Regions from separate parts of the Mus musculus genome. Here region 2 is linked to region 1. The links are chromatin loops, found by intact Hi-C in ENCODE. Cell type or tissue: left cerebral cortex. All regions are shown on one strand. Links, peaks and the distances in the headings refer to the core of each region. The heading gives the core; the rest is flanking DNA.

Region 1 (2,807 bases), core at 35-2,534:
CTACCCCCAAGTTTAAAGTTCAAATCCTCAGAACCTACGGGGTCTTGTGGGAAGGATACCCAAGGGCACTCAGGGCCCTTGAAGGGCCCGTGGAAGTGGGGAGTTAGGGGACAGGCTGCAGAAGCTGGAACATTCCCCTGGTGGTGGTGACAGCTTGCCTGTAGTTCTAACCTCGGAAGACAGATGATTCCTAAGGCAAGATAGCTACTTACCGAGAGTAGAGATTCCAGCAAGCTCTGGGTTTGACTGAATGTCCTTAGCTCAGTGAGGGAAAGCATTGATGAGGAACCCTGACGTAGCCTTAGGCCTCACATGCATACATGCCCACATACACAGGTGTTGCAGAACATACAAACATGCTATATACATGTGCACACCACATACACATGAAAACTGAAAAGGAAAAAAAACTAAATAAAAGAGGCAGACTACAAGGTGTGGTGGTACATGCTGGCTGTGATAGCCCACACTCAGGAGGTCACACAGGAGGATCTGGAGTCTAAGGCTGTACTTAGCTACATAGTAAGTTTAAGAGCAGTCTGAACTATATGAGACCCTGTCTCCCGAAGTAAAAAAGGCCTATGTGATCGTACAAGGAGGCAGGGGGATTATTTGATTTTGTTTGGTTTAGGATTTTTTTTTTTGAGATAGGGTCTCTCTGTGTAACGCTGGCTGTCCTGGAACTCACTGTGTAGTTCAGATTGCCCTCGAACTCACAGAGATCTGCTTGCCTCTGCCTGCCTAGTGAGGCTAAAGGGCTTCTGCCAGCATGCCTGGCTATTTATTTGACTTTGGCATTTCTAGCCTGCTCTCCCCTTCCAGTCCCCTGAAGGCTCTGGCACCCAGACACTCAGCTCTAAGGCCAGGATTTCTCTCTTTCACGTCCTACTACTTTCCGTACCTGCAAAATGACAGGAAATGTTCAAAAATAGTGTACCCTATTCCTGGAGTGGCCTTCTTGCAGTGTGCCGCCATCAGCAAAGCGGTCCTTCCAGGAGCAGCCAAACCTTTAGAGAAGCTGTGAGCTCCACCTACCCTCTGCTTCCCCCTGCTGCCCACAGGGGGAAAAAACAAGGCCCGGTGGGAAGGACATCCGGGACATTTGGGGAGCAAAGCAGGGGGTGGGAATTAGGGGGGTAAGAGGTTGAGCTGGGGAGGCTCACACCTCCCCAGCGTGCTCTGTTCCCAGCATGGTCCCCAACGGTGCCAATCCGTCTGACTCCAATACTTTAGCACCACCCCCCCCCCCCCGTTCAACTCTTCCACTCCACCCCCACCCCAGTCTTTATTCTTTATTTCAGCGGATTCAAAGGGGCCCTCTGTGCCCATTTTGTATCTGTTTCCTAAGCTGAGCTTCTCCCACCCGCCCTCCCTTTTTGTCCCGCCAGAGTTCTCCATCAGCAGCTTCTGCACGGTGGTGGACGTCATGAACTTCTCCAAGCTGCAGGTGCTACGCCTGGATGGGAACGAGATCAAGCGCAGCGCAATGCCGGTGGACGCCCCACTCTGCCTGCGCCTCGCCAACCTCATCGAGATCTGAGGGGCCTCGCCTTGGGCTCCTGGCTCCGGGCTCCGAGTACCGTGCACCGTGCACCGGGCTCGGGGTACATGCCCTGCCACCCCGCTGCATGTTTGGCTTTTGCTGGATGGTCTGGGACACGCATGTGACAGAAGTCCACAGGATCTTATTCAATCTCCTTCCAACAGGCAGAGTTAGGTGGGATCAGGGGCCAGGCCAGTTTCTGCAGGGGGATGAATTTGGTGGTAAAAGAAATATAGCTATAGAGTCTAGCCCCAAAATCTTCTTGCTTGGACAGTAGCATATAACCAGTTCCAATTTGACCTTTTTTGAGCTGTGCTCAACAGCATGGCCAGCTGCTTCTGCAGTTGCTCTGGGCTCCTGCTCTTTGCTCCTCAAAACATCACAACACACCTCTTGCCCAGTCACCTCCTCCCAGCCCCAGCTCACCCTCTCTGCCCTCTTTCACTGGGGCCTCTTCTAATGTCTTAGGCAGTCAGGAGACACCCACACCCTAAGGGCACACTCTTATCTGAGGCTAAACGGATGGCTAAAATCACACACTTACCCCCACCTCACCTGTTTAAAGTCACCATATTGAACACCATAATGATGAGCTGTTAACATAGGGGATAACCGACTCTATAATGGAGGATCTATCAGAGGAGGGAAGTGTCCAGTGGTCATTATCAGTATCCATAGTAAGATGGGGAAGAGACACACCTCAGGATAGCAGAACTGAAGGGGCAGCCCCCTTTCCAGTTTCATCTGACACAACATGATCTGCACCCCTTCTTGGGCTTTTAGTATCGAAGGGGCAAGCGTGGTTTTCAAAACATGAGAAAGAGCCTCTGCTCATCCTTTGGTCTAGTATGAAGGGTTGTTACGCAAATGGCAGAGGCAGACTCCACCCGCCGAGGACCTACCCACTAACCCAGACTAGGGGGTGATCTCAATAGCTCGTTTGTCCATAATGCTAGAGCATCAGGAACCAGCCCTGTGGAGATGCTCACTGGGGTGCAAGAAGCCCTGCCAGGCCCAAGTCCTGCCGACACTAGACCTGGCTTCCTCTGCATTCACACTATGCAGTCCGCCTTATGCCCAGTGGTGCCTGTGATTTGTAGTTTGTCTAAGAACAGCCCCATCTTCTCCTTTTTAAAGGTGATATTGCCTAGGTACAACCAACAGCTTCTTCTAGACCCCACTGGGATAGAGCCACCAGGGTAGCGAGTGGCAAGAAGCAGTTGTAAGATGCTAGCCTGAGGTGGGTCCCTGCCTTAGACCCCTG
Region 2 (2,807 bases), core at 262-2,761, 410 kb before region 1:
TGTATGCGATGCTGAGAAGATTTGGGGACCCCGCCTTTACACATCTGGTAAGAACCCTGGAATGATGGTCACCATCCGGAGGTTCCAGACAATCAATATCAGGGTCTTAGACATCACTGCTCCCAACAAAGTGTTAGAAAACACAACTTCAAAGGAAGAGCTAACCATTCAGCAATCTGTTTCTGCCACATGGCTGACAGGCCTCTCCCCAAACCTGGTCATCTCTCCCCCTACCCCAAGAGTTCTTCCTCCCCCCTTATCTAAAACCTAACTATGGGGAAAATGGGTACACAAATAGACCAACTATGCCCTTGGGGGCATAAGCCCACCTTGACTCTGAGAGAGATTGAAAGACAAGCCATCTGTATATAGGCAGGCTCGAATAAGATATCAGAGTCTCAGTACCTTCAACACTGTAATGTAACAATTCATCTACAGGTGTTAACTGCAAAATTTCCTCATATTATTTAGTACCTTCAAAGGACACCTGGCTTGCTTTTGCCTCTCTGTTATCAGTCCCTTTATCCTCACTGAAACCTTCGCTTACCTGTTCCCTTGCCTGAGGTAAACTATAATTCTAGAGAGAGAGCTGAGTGTGGGAACACCCGGGACATCTACACTGATCCCGGACGGCCAGGGCAGCTCCAACAGTGCCCCTCCTAACAGACATGGGCACAACAGGGTCTGCCAGCACGGGAGTAGCAGCACTTATTAAGGGAGATCAAAATTTCAAATACTCAAGTCAACAAACTGATCAAGACCTGTCAGAATAACAAAATGCCAACAAAGACTGATATAAAAGTTGGTCCCCACTGGTCTTAGAAAAAAATTAAGAGTCAATGATTTGACTCTAAGGAATAAGCTCAAGGGGGGCATGTGGAGGCCTGCTCTTTTTAACATAACGGAGCCATTCTGTATTCAAGCTCCTTTTACTCAAATGGTGAAATGAAGTTCAGGTTCTCCAGACTCCACTTCCCAGAAGTGATCATCCACAGCTGACCCTGAGGAAAGCTGCTAACAAGCCGAAAGTTCTAGCTGAATTACTTATGCTCTACTTTCTCAACGGTCTTAAATTCCCCTGTTCACCACCCATCCCCCACCCCTCTTACCTCACTTAAGACCAATCTGCTTAAAAGTTGGCTGATAATACACTGTCTAGTTAGCCTAAAATATTGTACTACTTCACTGCTTGTCTTTAAAACTTTGAACCTGGCTTTTCATATAAAAAGTCTACTTGGAGGACAGATTAGTACAACTCCTTTCGTGGTCCTGATCGATCAGTATTAGGATATACATTCAATAAACTATTCTTGCTTAACTGAGATCAGTGATTCTATGGTTTGCGGCAGTTCCTGAACCTCAACATCTACACACAAGAAAACAAAACCAAAAACCTCCATCTGCTTCTCTCTCGGGCATTAACAGTTCACCTAAGTCATAAAGTGGGGGAAAGATCTGCCTAGGACGTCTCGCCTTTAGACAGCACTGTAAAACCTTAAATACCCCAATTTAAACACTCATCTATACCACTATGTCCATTTACTTGAACTATCTTACATCTTTTCAAGGTTTATTTTTATTTATTTCTATGTCTATATCATGTATGTACATGTGCCTGCAGAGGCCAGAAGAGGGCATCAGATCCCTGGAAGCTAAAGTTACAGTAGCTTTGTGCTGTCTGAAGTGGGTGTTCTCAACCACTGAGAAATCTCTGCAGCCCTATTTGGGTTATTTTATAGGTCATATTCCAGCTAGCACTTTCCCTTCTACTGTTTCTCAATAATACAAGCAAATACAAGTGCAAATCAGACCATTTGATCCCTTTTTAAAAATTTTTTCCCTTAGAATTCTTTGGTTTGTTTTTTGTTTACTTGAGACAGGGTCTCTCTACATAGCCCTGACAGTCCTGGAACTCACTATGTAGACTAAGCTGGCTTCCAACTCACAGAAAGTCACTTGCCTCTGTGTGAGTGCTAGGATTTAAGGGCATGTGGCACTATACCCAGGCCTTTCTGACATTTAATTTAGTTACGTGTGTGTGTGTGTGTGTGTGTGTACAGGCACATGTGCCTCACTAAGGCCTGTGTGAGTCAGAGGACACCTTTGGCGTCAGTTCTCTCCCCCACTGTCACTGTATGGATTAAACACGGGTCATTCACCAGACTGTGGCAAGTGCTTTTACCAGCTGAGCCAACTTACCAGCTTGCGGTAACTGTAAAATAACATTTAGTTTGTCACTGAACTAGAATAAGCTCAAGCTCTTCTAACTCTTATATAACAGATTAGTCCTTTCCCAATTCCATGCTTTAGCCGCCCTCTGATCCTGGAGTGTGATATGCTTCCTTGGCTCTCTGACTCTGCAGAAGTCTTCTTTAATACAAACCCTGGTTGTTTTAGTTAGTTTCTACTCGTGTGATCAAACACTATGACCATCAACAACTTGGGGAGGGAAGGGTTTATTCCAGTTTACAACTCTCAGGTCCCTCCACTGCTGAGGGAAGTGGGGACAGGAACCTGGAGGCAGGAGCTGATGCAGAGACCCAGGAGGAGTGCCATTTCCTGGCTTGACCCCCATGGCATGTTCGACCTGCTCTCTTACACTATCAGGTATCACCACCAGCTCTGGGGTGGCACCACTCACAATGGTCTGGGCCTTCCCAACTAAATCATCAATTAAAAAAAAGTACCACTTTCTCGCCCATGGGCCAATTTGGTGGGGATGATATCTGTCTCAATTGAGCCTTTTCAAAACAACTCTAGATCGTGTCAAGTTGACTTAAAACTAGCAAACACTGGACTTCTAACTT

What was found. Hi-C counts contacts between places; a loop is a spot of excess contacts. Peaks named below come from ENCODE experiments on the same cell type or tissue, not always from the same donor. Only the 100,000 strongest peaks of a DNase experiment are listed, where the experiment ranks them.
Region 2: a loop joins it to region 1, with 5 times the contacts of the local background. A loop is called at or near these places in 10 of 42 quality-filtered maps.

The regions. Positions count from the first base shown.
Region 1 is chr1:134,045,086-134,047,892 of GRCm38, forward strand. Fmod (fibromodulin) reads left to right here. Exons shown (of 3, transcript NM_021355.4): 3 at 1,389-2,807. The coding sequence ends at 1,540. Among named protein-coding and RNA genes, the nearest start is that of Fmod, 9.2 kb to the left of the region's middle. In left cerebral cortex, for the core only: a CTCF peak has its summit at 1,044 (motif pointing left); DNase peaks (open chromatin) are centred at 1,038 and 1,515; H3K4me3 peaks cover 359 bases; H3K27ac peaks cover 315 bases.
Region 2 is chr1:133,630,731-133,633,537 of GRCm38, forward strand. The region is part of intron 12 of Zc3h11a (zinc finger CCCH type containing 11A); the gene reads right to left. Among named protein-coding and RNA genes, the nearest start is that of Snrpe, 22 kb to the left of the region's middle. In left cerebral cortex, for the core only: a CTCF peak has its summit at 1,616 (motif pointing right); a DNase peak (open chromatin) is centred at 1,636.